Linked DNA regions of Homo sapiens: region 1 is linked to region 2. Evidence: read pairs that join two places in POLR2A ChIA-PET (ENCODE). Cell type or tissue: CD4-positive, alpha-beta T cell. All regions are shown on one strand.

Region 1 (8,000 bases), 100 kb before region 2:
CTCAAAAAAAGAAAATTTTCCTGTTGTATTGTTCAAGAAAGTAAAGAAACCCCATAATTACCTTAGCAGCAGCCATTGCAGTCTTTTTAGATGCTTGCTTAGCCTTTTTTGCTTCCTTAGCAGCCCTGTGGGGTAAAAGTAACTTAAGGCAAAAGCACTTTACTCCTTAGTGGTACAACTTATTATTAGAGTTAGACTGTACTGGACAAGTACAATGACCATATTCCTTCCTTCCCTACCTCCATTTATTTGTAGGCTAAATCCAAAGAATTTGTCAATAATTTTCATTAACCACCAAATCAGCTTAACATATATTAATCTATATGGTAACTTTAATTACTGAAGACCCAAACCTAAAATCCATCCGAATAGGTAAAATGCTCATAATGAAAGCATTCCTCACCTGATAGCTTGTTCTCGTTGAGCCTTTCTAACTTCAGGTTTCTGATTCCTCTTGGCCATTATATCAGCAAGAGATGCACCAGTAATGGCCCTCTGGAATTTGACTGCTCGGCGGGTTCTTTTCTTTTGAATTTCTTCCTGCAAAACAAAGATGAGGGGCACACTTAGGAACCTTCCTTCAAGAATTTAGAGGGAGGAAAAATTAAGTCTTTTAAGACAGGGCAAATGAAGTATTTTAAGATTCATATTCAACAAAAAATAATTCATATATTTGAAATAAAACATGTTTTCCCTTATGGATTAAGCCCTCTATTACAAATCCTAGCCATTTTTTTACTACCTTAAAAAGACACACAAAAAATTGAACTCTAAGGAAAATGGTTATTCCATGAACTGCATAGTAGTATAAATGAAGACTGTTTATACTTTTAATAATTTACTTATTGAAAAAAATTATCATATTCAGCTTTTTTAACTCAAAGGACTGTCACTAGGAGAAATAAATTAAGACAATTATTTGACAGGAGAGCCACCAAATGTTAGGTAGGATTTGTCTGAGAAGGTATTGTGGAATCTAACACTTTCTGTAGATTACTGGAAATCTATACTACAGTGTTTATGAGAAAAAGATCTTGCAGTGCACCTTTAAGTCAAGAACAAAGTATATTCGAATAGTTGTTTATTAAGGCACTGACATGCAAAATTACCTTAAAAACTTTTAACAAAAATAAGGCACATTGGTGGTTTACAGACATGCTAATTTTAAACTTTTTAGAAAGATGCAATCTTATTGTTTCTACAGTAAAATGGCAGTTTTTCTACAGTAAATGGCAGTATTTACCTGTTTAATATTCTTGTCTCAAACGAACACTTAAACATTTTTTTTATTGTGGTAAAAATGTAAAGTTGACAATTTTAACCTTTTGGTTTTTCTTTTCTTTTTTTTTTTTTTTTTTAAAGACTCAGCCTTGCTCTGTTGCCCAGGCTGGAGTGCAGTGGCATGATCTTGGCTCACTGCAACCTCCGCCTCCACCTCCGGGGTTCAAGCAATTCTGCCTCAGCCTCCTGAGTAGCTGGGATCACAAGTAACCGCCACCACGCCCGGCTAATTTTTGTATTTTTAGTAGAAACCGGGTTCCACCATGTTGCCCAGGCTGGTCTCTAACGCCTGAGCTCAGGCAATCTGTCCGCCTTGGCCTCCCCAAGTGGTAGAATTACAGGCGTGAGCCACCATCCCCAGCCTGTTTTCTATTTTTTTAAGTAGAAACTGGGGTCTTCACTACTATGTTGCCAGGTTGGTTTCAAACTCCTGGGCTCAAGCTCAAGGGATCCTCTTGCCTGGGCCTCCCAAAGTGCTGGAATTACAGGCGTGAGGCACTGCACTAGGCCCATTTTAACTTTTTTTTTTTTTTTTAAATGGAGCCTCACCCTGTCACCCAGGGTGGAGTGCAGTGGCACAATCCCAGCTCACTGCAACCCCCCACTTCCTGGGTTCAAGCTATTCTCCTGCCTCAGCCTCCCAAGTAGCTGGGACTACAGGCACCTGCCACCATGTCCGGCTAATTTTTTTTTGTATTTTTAGTAGAGACAGGGTTTCACTCTGTGGGCCAGGCTGTTCTTGAACTCCTGACCTGGTGATCCACTCGTTTTGGCCTCCCAAAGTGCTGGGATTACAGGCATGTAAGCCACCATGCCCAGCCTCATTTTAACTTTTTAAATTATAATTTAGCTATGCAGGATGGCTCGCGCCTGTAATGCCAGTACTTTGGGTGGCCAAGGCAGGAGGATTACTTGAGCCCAAGAATCTGAGACGAAATTGGGCAACATCGCAAAGATTTCTGTCTCCTCAAAATATATTTAAAAAATAGCTGGGCCATGGTGGCATGTGCCTGTGGACCACGGGGTAGGCGGAGGTGGGAGGATCACTTGAGCCCATAAGGTTGAGGTGGAGTGAGCTGTGATCCTGCCACTGCTCTCCAGCCTGAGCAACAGAGGACCTGTCTCCCCAAAAAAAAAAAAAAAAAAAAAAAAAAAAAAAAAAAAAGGTATAGTGGCCTTATGTACATTCATAGCGCTGTGTAGCTATCACCATTATCCATCTAAATAACTTTTTTTTTTTTTAAAGGTCTCCTATGTTGCCTCAAACAATCCTCCCACCTTGGCCTCCGGAGGAGCTAGAGTACAGCCGCTGCCACCAAGCCCGGATTTGCTATGACACTGATATACAAGTTATAGAGTCCCTGCTTTCAACTGTTTTAGGGTATAACTTAGAAGTGGAACTGCTGGGATAATTTTTATGTTTACCCTTTTGAGAAAACACCAAATGATTTTTCACAGCTGTTGCATATTTAGCAATGCACAAAGGTTCCAATTTCTCCCCATCCTCACCAACACCTGTAATTCCTGTTTTTTTTTTTCCTGAATAGTCACCCTAATAGGTGTGTCATATCCACTTTTAAGTTTCTCCTTCCTCTGAACTTTCAACATATTTTATGTCTGATGGCATTTATTTCTCACAATACCTAGAAAAGTCCTTCATCCAGAAGGTGTTCAGTAAGTATTCCCAAGCCTCCTGAATACTAGTCCTACCATGGCACTCAAACTTTTTCTCATGTATAACCCAGCTAAAAGGACACTTAACAAGGACCAGAAAAACCACTGTTTTTCTAGTGAATGAACTAGTGTATGGTGGACTGGTTCATGGTCCACTGGCTATGTTAGGACTAATCCTGTAAATATTGCAATCAAAACCAAATTATGGTAACTTCTCAATTTCCTCCCACTGGAAAACTAAGCCCTTCCACCCTGCCCTATAACGCAAAGGTGCTTAACGTAATTTATCTGACTTTAAAATTTCAACTCGGTATTGCTACTAGCCTAAAATATATAGAGACAGTTTATAATATCTTTTTCATTTTGCTGACGCTTTACAGTTTAAGAGCTCTTTCGCATACAGTCTGATTTAATTTTACAGAGCAGAAAACCAACGTTCAGAGAGCTTTGACAACTTAAGAGATAGCCCCCAACATCAAGGCGTATTCCACTTACCGACTGTCCCTTTTTGTGCTTCCTTCTGTAGAGGACAGTCCAGTTTATCTGCCGAGGATTCCTCTTGGAAAGGAAAGCCGACTCGCATTTCGCATTAAGAAACTGGAAAACCTAGAGTGACAAATGCAAAGGAATTACTATTTAACTATACAAAGTACAAGAGGCTGAGTAAGCTTGGAATCCTTAGAAGATCAATATGCTAGTTCTGGCTTATCATTTTACAAAACTGAGGCCCACAAGGACCAAAAGGCTGTCACATAACTGGCAGGTAACTGTGTCACACTATGAAGGTCCTTGCGTTTAGTCTTTTCTCGAGAGCAGGAAATCTAGGCTCATAGCAAAGGACAGGGTGGTGCGTCCTTCTGGGAAGCATTCTGCTCTTGTCCGTCCCAGGATTCCAAAGGGTACCTCCGTACCTCAGTTATTTCCCTTACACCGGGACATCAGTTACATAAACCCCTCCTGATGTCCGACCTGGCTCACAATAAATAATCAACACTGGTTCACTTAGAGGTTTCTGGTCCTAACGACCAGTCCACAGAGCGTCCACGAAGACTTCCAGAGGCCAGTGGTGATGTGGGGAATAAACCCGCCTAAACCGAATTAAACCAGCCTTTCCTCCTCGGAGTACAAGAAGGTAGGTGAAGCCGACGCGGCTTTTTACCTTCCCGTCGGTCCTGGCGTAGCGCCTCCCGTGTCCGGGGTAGATCTTGTACCCGCTAAAACTGCACAGCTCGACCCTGCAACAAAAAGTGAAAGTCCATCAGGGAGGGTGTCTACAGCCATGCCAGGGACGACAGAGAGGAGTTCTGCCCGAGGATGTAAGCGGATTGGGAACCACGGGTCGTGCTTACTTCATGGCGACAGCTCCACGGAAAGACAAAAGATGGCGAAAAGAAAGAGAGAATCATGGGAAGAGACCTTATAAGGTCGCTGCGGGGATGGGGGCCGGAAATCTCCTCCCCAATATCCTTCGATGCTCCTGGCCCTCCTTGATGACGTAATCATCGCGAGGCGAAAGATCTCGTTTTCCCTGACAGCTGACTTCCTCTGGCGCAATTCATCCAGAGGCGCTGGAGGGTTCTCGGGCCCAGAGGGCCTGCCAAAAAGGCAGTCAGACAGTTGGTTTATGAGTCATTCTGTCTCTGTCTCTCCTCTCTTTTTTTTTTTTGAGACGGAGTTTCGCTCTTGTTGCCCAGGCTGGAGTGCAGTGGCGCAATCTCGGCTCACCGTAACCTCCGCCTCCCAGGTTCAAGCGATTCTCCTGCCTCAGCCTCCCTAGTAGCTGGGATTACAGGCATGTGCCACCACGTCCGGCTAATTTTGTATTTTTCGTAGAGACGGGGTTTCTCCATGTTGGTCAGGCTGGTCTCGAACTCCTGACCTCAGGTGGTCCGCCCTCCTCGGCCTCCCAAAGTGTTGGGATTATAGGCGGGAGCCACTGCGCCCGGCCCATTCTGCCTCTCTTACTGCCAAGTATCCTAGAGCCATCTTCCGGCTGCAGGGAATGTGAACTGAAGAGAAAGGTGTCCTCTCTTCTCATAAAGAGACCCAAAGACGAATGCCCCGCAGGTAAAACCAGTCACATTTTGCCTTCCCTGTTGGCCCATTTCCTCAACCAAACAAATTAATAGTTTCACCATTTATAAGAAAGTAATGACAACCGAACCGTTTCTCAGGCTGTGCGAATCGAACAGTGCGCGTTGGCGCTTTGCATTAATTATAATTAACATTCTTTGAGCGCTTTCTCTGTGCCGGGAATTATGCCAAAGGCTTTTTAAACATGAGCTCATTCAGTTTCCAAAATTCCTATTAAGTACCTGCCTAAGAACTACAATTCGGAGTTGCTGCCTAGTGAAGTTGAGGGGGTCGGTGGAGCCCCGCTGGGAGGCCAAGGGCTCAATCTGTTGAGCCCTTCTATGATGCTACATATTTCATCGTATGACAAGGAGTGGCCAGAGGCAATTCTTGAATTCTGTGGGAGGTTGCAGTATATGACTAGGAAACAAATGTAATGACTGAGTTCTGCTTTCTATGTATGCAACTCACCCTAAAAACGTTTTGTAAGGTAGCTGGTTGAAGATATTTGGAATGTCTAACAAGTTGGCTGACTAATGTCATGAAAACTGTACAATTGTGTTGGAGCCAGTCTTTTTTTTTTTTTTTTTTCCTTGAGACGGAGTTTCGCTCTTTCATTCAGGCTGGAGTGAAGTGGCGCGGTCTCGGCTCACTGCAACCTCCGCCCTCTGGGTTCAAACGATTGATTCTCCTGCCTCAGCCTCCCGAGTAGCTGGGATTACAGGCGCCTGCCACCACGCTCGGCTAATTTTTGTATTTTTAGTAGAGATGGGGTTTCACCATGTTGTCCAGGCTGGTCCCAAACTCTTGACCTCAGGTGATCCACTCGTTCTCCCAAAGTGCTAGGATTACAGGCGTGAGCCACCGCGCCGGGCCTGGAACCAGTCTTAAGAATGATGTTAGGTGGCCAGTCATGGCGGCTCATGCCTGTAATTACGGCACTTTGGGAGGCCGAGGTGGGCGGATCACCTGAGGTTAGGAGTTCCAGCCCAGCCTGGTCAAAATGGTGAAACCCCTTCTCTACTAAAAATACAAAAATTAGCTGGGCGTGGTGGCGCACGCCTGTAATCCCAGCTCCTCGGGAGGCTGCGGGAGGAGAATCGCTTGAACCCGGGAGGCAGAGGTTGCATTTAGCCAAGATCGCGCCACTACACTCCAGCCTGGGCAAGAAGAGCAAAACTCCATATCAAAAAAAAAAAAAAAAAGGAGGCCGGGTGCAGCGGCTCACGTCTGTAATCCCGGCACTGTGGAATGCCGAGGCGGGCGGATCACGAGGTCAGGAGTTTGAGACCAGCCTGGGTAACACGATGAAACCCCGCCTCTACAAAAAAAAAAAAAAATTAGCCTGGTGTGGTGGTGCGCGCCTGTAGTCCCACCTACTCGGGAGGCTGAGGCAGGAAAATCGCTTGAACCCGGGAAGCGGAGGTTGCAGAGAGCCAAGATCGCACCACTGCACTCCAGCCTGGGCGACAGAGCGAGACTCCGTGTGAAAACAAACAAACAACAACAACAAAAAACCAAAACAAAACATCTTTCAGAAATAGTCCTGGCTTCTACAAGATCCAAGGCACAGCTGAGTTTAGGTAGCCGGTGGAACCAAGATCCACCTGAAGGAATGCAGTCCTTTTTTGTTCCACAGAACCTCAGAATTTATAGTCCCTTCCCAATATTTTAGAAAGATTTTGTTTTATTGTTCTTTAAAATTACGTTTGGCCTGACTGGTTCTGTGGAAGAAATGCAGGAAACTGGACCTTAGGGATTTTGGCTGTATTTCACTCTTTACTGGAGGGCCTTCTTGTCAGGGTTCCTTGTAACACACTCCCATAACAAACAAATTGTGCTCAAAATGCTCTTAGAATAGGGAGAAATTTTGCAGAGAGAGACCTCTAAATGAATTTATATTATACAGTGTCATAAAGTAGAGCTTCTGACACCATCCGTAAATTATTGCTGACTTTATCCATGCTTTTGCTTTTATCATAGGCAAAAGGTTCAGCTACACTCTATTCTCTTTTTATTCATTTATGGAGCAATACTGAACCAAACTTGGTGCCCTTTTCAGCCTCTGTCCCTGTGAGAACAGTGTGTTGCTTCCCTTCACAGTTTCGTCACCCATTTGTACATATTTCCCTGCTATATTAGTTTCCTGTAGTTGCTGTAACAAATTACTATGGACTTGGTAACAACACAGATACATATTTTCTCACAGTTCTGGAGGCAGTAAGTTCAAAATCAGTATCACTAGGCTGAAATCAAGGTATCTTTGTGCTCTCTGGATCAAGGATCTAAGGCAGAACGTGTTCCTTGCTCTTCCAATTTCCACTCATCTAAACCACTCTTGAATTCCTAACCCATAGAAACTGTTAGATCATAAATGTGTGTTGTTTTAAACTGTTTAGGGGAGTAATTTGTTAATATAGAAATAGGTAATATAGGAGGTAAGGAAAAATTGACAATGAGGACTTGGTGAATCGTGGTATCATTTGTCAAGAGTTGACAGATAAGAGGAAGGGAGTAGGTTTGTCAGGGAAAGGGTTAATTTTTTTTTTTTGGAGACTTGTTGCCCAGGCTGGAGTACAATGGCATGATCTTGGCTCACCACAACTTCCGCCTCCTGGGTTCAAGTGATTTTGCTGCCTCAGCCTCCCGAGTAGCTGGGATTACAGGCATGTGCCACCACACCCAGCTAATTTTGTATTTTTAGTAGAGATGGGATTTCTCCATATTGGTCAGGCTGGTCTCGAACTCCTGACCTCAGGTGATCCACCCGCCTCGGCCTCCCAAAGTGCTGGGATTATAGGCATGAACCGCTGCGCTCAGCCCGAAAGGGTTAATTTTGAAAAGGCTGGGTTCAAGATGCTGATAGGGATATTAAGGTACAACTGTGTAGTGGGAAGTTAAACATGTTCAGAAGAGTGTTTGTAATATGATTTATTTTATGTTTTAATTTTTTTTTGAGATAGGGCCTCACC
Region 2 (8,000 bases):
TTCCAAAAAAGGTAAATTACATTGAATTATATATTTTTATTTTTTTGGTTAATCTGAGGAACTTTTTTCTATAATCATTCCCTGCCAACACTGTTGTTCTTACTTGATTTTAAGGCTCCTTGCAAATAGCATTCCTGTTATAATGCGTAGGTTTTATGTTTATAGGAAAATACCAAAAACCTGTTACAGTTTTTTTTTTACACTACAATTACCTCATGCCGTGAAATAGTTTTCTTCTTTTACTTAAAAATCTTTCAGTTTAAGTTGAATTGATTTCACAGATGTGATTTAATGCTTTGTTTCTGCTATGTCTCATCTTTAATTTTTACTTTTAGAAATTGGTTTTATTCTTTATTTTATTTCATTTTTTTTTGAGACAGAGTCCTGCTCTGTTGCCCAGGCTGGAGTACATTGGTGTGATGATCATGGTTCACTGCAGCCTCGACCTCCCAGGCTCAAGCAATTCTCCTACCTCAGCCTCCTGAGTAACTGGGACTATAGGTGCGTACTACCATGCCCAGCTAATTAAAAAAAAATTTTTTGTGTGTGTGGAGTTGGGGGTCTCACTATCTTGCCTCAGCTAGTCTCAAACTCCTGGTCTCAAGCAAACCTCCTGTTTTGGCCTCCCAAAGTGTTGGGATTATTGGCGTGAGCCACCATGCCTGGCCCAGCTTTATTCTTTGTATTTGTGATTTTTATTTCCTGGTGAAAAATTAGGACATACAGATAAAGGAGAAAACAAAAACTGCCAAGAGGTGACAACTATTAAAATTTTAATATATATCTTTTCTTTTTTTTTTGAGACGGAGTCTCGCTCTGTCACCCAGGCTGGAGTGCAGTGGCGTGATCTCCGCTCACTGCAAGCTCCGCCTCCCAGGTTCACGCTGTTCTCCTGCCTCAGCCTCCCGAGTAGCTGGGACTACAGGCACCCGCCACCACGCCCAGCTAATTTGTTGTATTTTTAGTAGAGACAAGGTTTCACCATGTTAGCCAGGATGGTCCCGATCTCCTGACCTTGTGATCCGCCTGCCTCGGCCTCCCAAAGTGCTGGGATTACAGGCGTGAGCCACTGCACCTGGCCTGGTATATATCTTTTCAAAGAGAGGTCTGTCTAGTGTGCCTCACGCAACATCTATTTAGGTGTACAAATGGGTCTCTCAAATGTCAGTGCTCTACTTACAGCACAGAGTCAGGTCTTTTCCTGGCACAATCCTCCTAAATTATTGTCAGTAGAAGCCTCTAGCTGGGAGGGACTTCTTGCATTGCTGCCTCTGGTCCTGTAGTTCTTTTGCTTTAGAGTCTCCTGCCCTTGCCTTCTTTCTGCATCACTGACAGCTGTGTGCTGCTGCTGCCTGGCTGAACCACACTGATGTCCTTTAAATGGCTAGTGTCCACACAATGCATGACCACACCTGCCTATGGTGCAACTAAATTCCTGTGGACTACCATCTTTGGTCTTTTCCCTCTCTGGCCATTGTGGAAACCTGATTTTTTTTTTATGGACAACTTTTTGAGAAGGATTTCAATGGCAGAACAGTTGGGACCCTGATGACAGAGTTATCCTCTATTTTACAGCCAGTTTCTTCCAAGAAGTTATAGACAGTTTGAGGTGGATGAGTGTCTGGATATTGGAGAGAGGAGGTGTCAGGAAATGGAGAAGCACAGTCTTTCACATTTCCTGGCATCCCTGTGGAGGTGGCCAGGACTGGTGGATTTATTTCTCCTTAAGAAGGGGCTGACATCTTGTCTAATATGAGTGTAAGCTTTTCAAGGGGAATTTCTGGCACTTAGTACAGTGTGTGGTATAGCGTAGGCCTCCATAATTATTTGTTGCATAGATTGTTGAATCATTGTGTACCATGTAAAGAACTAAGTACCTTGAGCAAATCAGAAAAGTATAATGCAGTATCATTAAGTTGCTTTTCTCTGATATATGGTTTTTTAAAAAAATACAGTCATAATTGGTATAGTCTAGTTTGAGAGATAAGAAATACAAATAGAGGGAGCATGAGGGAGAAAAAAATACAAATAGAGATCAGCAGAGAAGTGAAAATAATAAGTGCTATGGGAACTCTGAGGATGGAGAGCTTGTTGGAATGGCTCACCCTTGTCTCCTTTGTGAAGCTGATTGGCATTGTCATTGTGGTTGGGACTGGTTCAGACAGGTGAGGCAGAGGAGTGAGAGAATGGGGGCTTGCCAGGTCCAACACAAAGTGGAGGGGAGAGTTGATGCAGCTGAGTTATTCTGAGATACTCTGCACCATGATTTTGTACCCTTTCTGCCTTTATTTCTGTGTCCTGCCCTTCATGGAAAGTCTCCCTGGGGATAGAATACTAGGACATTTTCTGTTTACCTGTATCAAAATGGCAAGTGGAAAGAGCATTTGAATTTGTTACGTGGGAGAACAGTTAGGCACTGCTGACTCTGAAGTCCTCTGCCTCTAGCAGGTGTGATGAAGGATTTTGGGATCCTGTTACCCATTTTTCAAGCTTGACTTTCCTCTCCCACATCTTCCAGGCAGGTGTGTGTCTTCCTGTGCCTTATCATGTAGCTGAGGGAGCATCAGGACCACATATGTGGTGGGGAGAGCTGGAAACCTAAAGAGTGTGTCGCGTCTCCTGCCATACCTCTGTATGAGAGGGGTAGCACTTCTTGTTTGCCAGAGAATGTCAGGATGCTTTGCACAGTATCCCAGAGCTCTTCATGAAAACAGTTTCCTCTTCATGTTCTTTAAGTGTAATTAATGTAGCAGTGTTACATAACTTAAAGGGAAGGGGAAGGGAAGTGATTTTATTGACTGAGGTCTCTGTAGAAATTTAGCAGTTACTTTTATTTCACAATTTCTGAGTTTGAAGACATACTTCCTTACTTTCTTAAAAGTTAAAACCTAAATAGGCAATAGGGGAAATATTGTATTTACACGGAAGCCTGACACTGGGAAAGGAAACTTTGAGGAGATTGTCTGGAAATGAAAAGACGTTACTGTGCTCTGGCTCTTTGCTTTCTCCTTGTGACTTTGGGCCTTAGATAAGGTTAAGGAAGAGGAAATGTGATGTTTTTCCTCTCACCCCACCCTAGGCCATTGCAATTGGTGATGTTCTCTCATCTCTCCTCTTTGAAGGATTTCTTTGAAGAAAAATGTGCTTCTTGAATCAACTGCAGTCTCTCCTCTGCATAAGAGCTCTTAAGGGTACTAGCAGGATAGAAGCAAATGAAACTGAAAGCTCATCTGCAGCTCAGAAAAGCAAAGACATGGAATTTTAAAGAGTGAAGGTAGCATGGTGTCGGCCATGGGTGAACAAGACACAGCCAGACAATGTGGACCAATTTCTTCAAACTACGGCTTTTCTGCTGTCTGCTTGCAGTGTTGATGGTGGTGGTGCTGGTCATCAATGTTACTCAGGTAGAGGTGAGTACCCAGTATAATCCCTCATAACTAAGGGAGCCGAGTCTGGGGATCTGGGGCTAACTAGCCTGGGAAAACGTTGGTTATCGGAAGATTATCGTAGTCACAGTTCTTGTTTTCATTTATTCGGTAAGTATTTGCGTGCTCACAATGGTTATATACGCTGCTAGTCACCGAGGGTACAGTGAAGACATTTCTTCACTTACAGGCCTTTCTTTCTAGTGCTCACATAATAAGTGTGCATGGAAGAAAAGTAGTAGTAATCATAATCACATAATAATAGTAACGATAATTGGACATTGTGAAAAGTGCAAAAAGGAAAGGGAGCTATTCTAGGATACCTTTAGAGTGATGAAGGAAAAACCTCTTCAAGGAGGGGACCTTTCAGTCAACCCATGGAAAAAAGCTGAAGGAGTATTTCAAGGGAGGGAGTAGATGAGTCTGTGTTGGAGATTACTAGATGGTACTCAGGGACCATGTCTTACTGAATCCCTCACAAGGGCCTGTCACTAAGAAGGTACTTAGTAGTGTTCCTTCTTCCCTGTCCCCAGCCCCAACATGAACTCATATAACCAAAATTTATGGTGGAGTTTCTGTATAAAGGATGCTGTCCTTTTGTTTTGTTGGCTTGTGGTACTTCTCAGATTACATATCCAACTTAATTATGGCATTTCTTTTCTTATTGGGTTTTATTAGCCTAAGGTGCTCTAAAAGCTAAGCCATAGGCTTTTAAAAAAATTTCTCCTGCTGGAATCAACTTTGTGGTTTTTAGCAGAACACCTAATCTCTCTGTGAAATGGGCACACTAAGGTCCTACAGATCTTTTCCTGTGCGCTGTGAGTAAAATTTGTTTGGTACTATGGAGAATGTGAAGTAATTCTGTTAAAGATTCTGTTAAAGATTTCCTATTAGAAATAGGCTTAAGGCATAAAAGCTAAGTATTTCTTCTTCTTTTTCTTTGCTTAAACTGTTCTTGTGTGTTTTACTATATAAGATACTACCAATCCTACACCGATAGTTCCTTTTACCTGGAAGCTGTTGATGATGTGTCTAGATATTTTAGAAACTCTTTTTTTAAAGTATTTTTTGTGGTAAATAACTAACATAGAATTTGTCATTTTAACCATTTTTAGGTGTACAATTGAGTAGCATTAAGTACATTCACATTGTTGTGCAATCACCCCACCATCTATGTCTAGAACTTTTTCATCTTCCCAAACTGCAGCTCTTTACCCATTAAACAGTGATTACCTAGGTCAGGCGCAGTGGCTCACACCTGTAATCCCAGCACTTTGGGAGGCTGAGGTGGGAGGATCCCTTGAGGTCAGGAGTTCAAGACCAGCCTGGTCAACCTGGTGAAACCCCGTCTCTACTGAGAATCACTTGTACCTGGGAGGCAGAGGTTGCTGTGAGCTGAGATCATGCCACTGCATTCCAGCTTGGGCTACAGAGGGAGACTGTCTCAAAAAAAAAAACACAACAAATCCAAAAAACAATGATTACCCATTCCTGCCTATCCCCTGCCCCTGGCATTCACTCTTCTACTTTGTGTCTCTATGAACTTGACAACTCTAAGTACCTTATACCAGTGGAATCAATCATATGATATTTGTCCTTTTTTTGTTTGTTTGTTTGTTTGAGACAGAGTCTCGCTCTGTTGCCCAGGCTGGAGTGCAATGGCACGATCTTGTCTCACTGCAACCTCTGCCTCCTGGGTTCAAGCGATTCTCATGCCTCAGCCTTCTGAGTAGCTGGGATTACAGGCGTGTGCCACCACGCTTAGCTAATTTTTGTATTTTTAGTAGAGATGGCGTTATGCCATTTGACCAGGCTGGTCTTGAACTCCTGACCTCAAGCGATCCTCCCACCTTGGCCTTCCAAAGTGCTGGGATCACAGGTGTGAGCCATGAAGCCTGGCCTGGTATTTGTCTTTTTGTGATTGGCTTATTTCTGTTAGCATAACGTCCCCAAGGTTCACTCATGTAGCATGTATCAGAATTTCTTTTCTTTTTAAGGCTGAGTAATACTTCTCTGTCTACACATAGACGGAGGAATATTATTCAACCTTAAAAAGGAAGGAAATTCCGATAGATGCTACAGCATGTACATACATACCACATTTTGTTTATCCATTCATCTGACATTTGGGTTGTTTCTACCTTTTGGCTATAATGGATAACAAGTATTTCTTCAAGACTCTGCTTTTAATTCTTTGGAATAGGTACCCGCAAATGGAATTGCTGGATTATATGGTAATTTTAATTTTTTGAGGAACCACCATATTATTTTCCATAATAGCTGCATCATTTTTTATCCTTATCAACAGTACACAAGGGTTCCAATTTCTTTGCATCCTCGCCAGCACTTGTCATTTTGTTTTGTTTTTTTGATAGTAGCCTTCTTTGTGGATGTGAGGTAATGTATAACAGTAGTTTTAATTTGCATTGCCATAATTATTAATGATGTTGAGCATCTTTCTATCATGTGCTTTTGGATAAATATCCAATTCCGGTACTCACTGTTTAACGGAGTTGTTTGTTTGTTTTTTGTTGTTGTTGAGTTGTAGGAGTTCTTTATGTGTTCTGGATATTCACTCCTTATCAGACATATGATTTGCAAATATTTTCTCCCATTCCATAGGTTGCTTTTTCACTCTGATTTTGTCCTCTGATACATAAAAATTTTTACTTTGGATGTAGTCCAGTTTATCTGTTTTGACTTTTGTTGCCTGTGTATTTGGTGTCATATCCAAGAAATCATCACCAAATTCAATGTTGTAAGACCTTTCCTCTGTGTTTTCTTCTAAGAGTTTTATAGTTTTAGCTCTTACGTTTAGGTCTTTGATCTACTTTGTTATCCTTTAAAAAAATTGTGATGAAAACACATAAAATTTGGTATCTTAGTTATTTTTAGGTGTACAGGTCAGTAGCATTAAGTCTTTTTTTTTGAGACGGAGTCTTGCTCTGTTGCCCAGGTTGGAGTGCAGTAGCATGATCTCGTCTCACTGCAACCTCCTCCTCCCAGATTCAAGTGATTCTCTTGCTTCAGCCTCCCGAGTAGCTGGGATTACAGGCGTCTGCCACCATGCCCAGCTAATTTTTGTATTTTTAGTAGAGATGGGGTTTTGCCATGTTGGCCAGGCGGGTCTTGAACTCTTGACCTCAGGCGATCCACCCACCTCGGCCTCCCAAAGTGCTGGGATTACGAGCATGAGCCACCATGCCTGGCCTCAGTAGCATTAAGTCTTATTTACATTGTCTTGGAATAGATTTCCAAAACCCCTTTTATCTTTTTAATATCTGTAGAATTGTGTTTATCTTATTACTCCTGATCACTCTGACCAGAGATTTGTGTTTTATTGATCTTTTTGAAGAACCAGCTTTTGATTTCATTTTCTGTATTTTTTCTGTTTTTTTGTTTGGTCAATTTCCATTCTGATCTTTATTATTTCCCTTCTTCTGTTTACTTTGGATTTAATTGTCTCGTCCTAGTTTCTTAAAGTGATAGCTAAAGTCATTGTTTTGAGATCTTTCTTTTCTAATTAAATGTTTAATGCTATAAATTTTCTTCTACAAGGCTGGGTGTGGTGGCTTAGGCCTGTAATCCCAGCACTTTGGGAGGCTGAGACAGGAGGATCACCTGAGGCCAGAAGTTTGAGACCAGCCTGGGCAACATAGTGAGACCCCATCTCTACAAAAAATTTTGAAAAATTAGGTGAGTGTAGTGGTGTGTGCCTGTTGTCCTAGCTACTTGGGAAGCTGAGACGGGAGAATCCCTTGAGCCCAGGAGTTTGACTTTATGGTGAGCTATGATCATGTCACTGCACTTCAGCTTGGGCAGCAGGGTGAGACCCTGTCTCTAAAAAAATAAAAATAAAAATAATAAAAAATGTATTTCTATATACTGCTCTAATGTATACCACACATTTAGATATTGTTCTCATTTTCATTTTCATTCAGCTGAATTACATTCTAATTTCCCTTTTTCTTTTCTTTAACCCATGTGTTATTTAGGTTTTTTTTGGCGACAAATTTTCACTCTGTCACCTAGGCTGGAGTGCAGTGGCATGCTCATGGCTCACTACAGCCACAACCTTTGGGCTCAAGTGATCCTCCCACCTCCCCCTCCCAAGTAACTGGGACTACAGGTGTCTGCAACCATGCCCAGCTAATTTTTTATGTTTTTGCAGAGATGGGGTCTCACTATGTTGTCCAGGCTTTTTTCAAACTTCTGGACTCAAGCGATCCTCCTGCCTAAGCCTCCCAAAGTGCTGCGAATACAGGTGTGAGCCACTGCATCCAGCCCCATATATTATTTAGAAGTGTTATTTAACTTTCAAATATTTAGATATTTTGCAAATACCTTTCTGTTATTGATTCCTCATTTAATTCCCCTGAGAGCATACTTTGTATTACTTGAATTCTTTTAAAACATTATTGAGATTTGTTTATGGCACAAAATATGGTCTATTTTGGTATATATTCTATGTGTACTGGAAAGGAATGCATTCTGCTTTTATTGCATGGAGTATTCTATAAATGTCAGTTAGATCAACATGGTTCATGGTGTTGGTTGTCTTCTGTATATCTTTAC

What was found. ChIA-PET counts read pairs that join two places held together with the same protein. Peaks named below come from ENCODE experiments on the same cell type or tissue, not always from the same donor. Only the 100,000 strongest peaks of a DNase experiment are listed, where the experiment ranks them.
Region 1: POLR2A ChIA-PET joins it to region 2 with 14 read pairs; 15 of 35 experiments call an interaction of 5 or more read pairs at or near these places.

Annotation. Positions count from the first base shown.
Region 1 is chr3:101,682,368-101,690,367 of GRCh38, forward strand. RPL24 (ribosomal protein L24) reads right to left here and starts at 4,351. Exons shown (of 6, transcript NM_000986.4): 1 at 4,305-4,351; 2 at 4,115-4,190; 3 at 3,451-3,561; 4 at 404-540; 5 at 62-125. The coding sequence starts at 4,309. LOC124906262 (endogenous retrovirus group K member 5 Gag polyprotein) reads left to right here. Exons shown (of 3, transcript XM_047449415.1): 2 at 2,528-5,022. The coding sequence starts at 5,012. RefSeq lists enhancers at 2,431-2,570, 3,748-3,937, 3,928-5,127, 4,098-4,587, 4,598-4,647 and 2 more. In CD4-positive, alpha-beta T cell, no CTCF peak of the experiment used is centred here; DNase peaks (open chromatin) are centred at 2,574, 4,454 and 5,034; H3K4me3 peaks cover 2,662 bases; H3K27ac peaks cover 3,193 bases.
Region 2 is chr3:101,782,280-101,790,279 of GRCh38, forward strand. NXPE3 (neurexophilin and PC-esterase domain family member 3) reads left to right here. Exons shown (of 8, transcript NM_145037.4): 2 at 1-11; 3 at 381-501; 4 at 3,123-3,410. The coding sequence starts at 3,318. Among named protein-coding and RNA genes, the nearest start is that of NXPE3, 7.1 kb to the left of the region's middle. In CD4-positive, alpha-beta T cell, no CTCF peak of the experiment used is centred here; a DNase peak (open chromatin) is centred at 3,152; H3K4me3 peaks cover 942 bases; H3K27ac peaks cover 2,827 bases.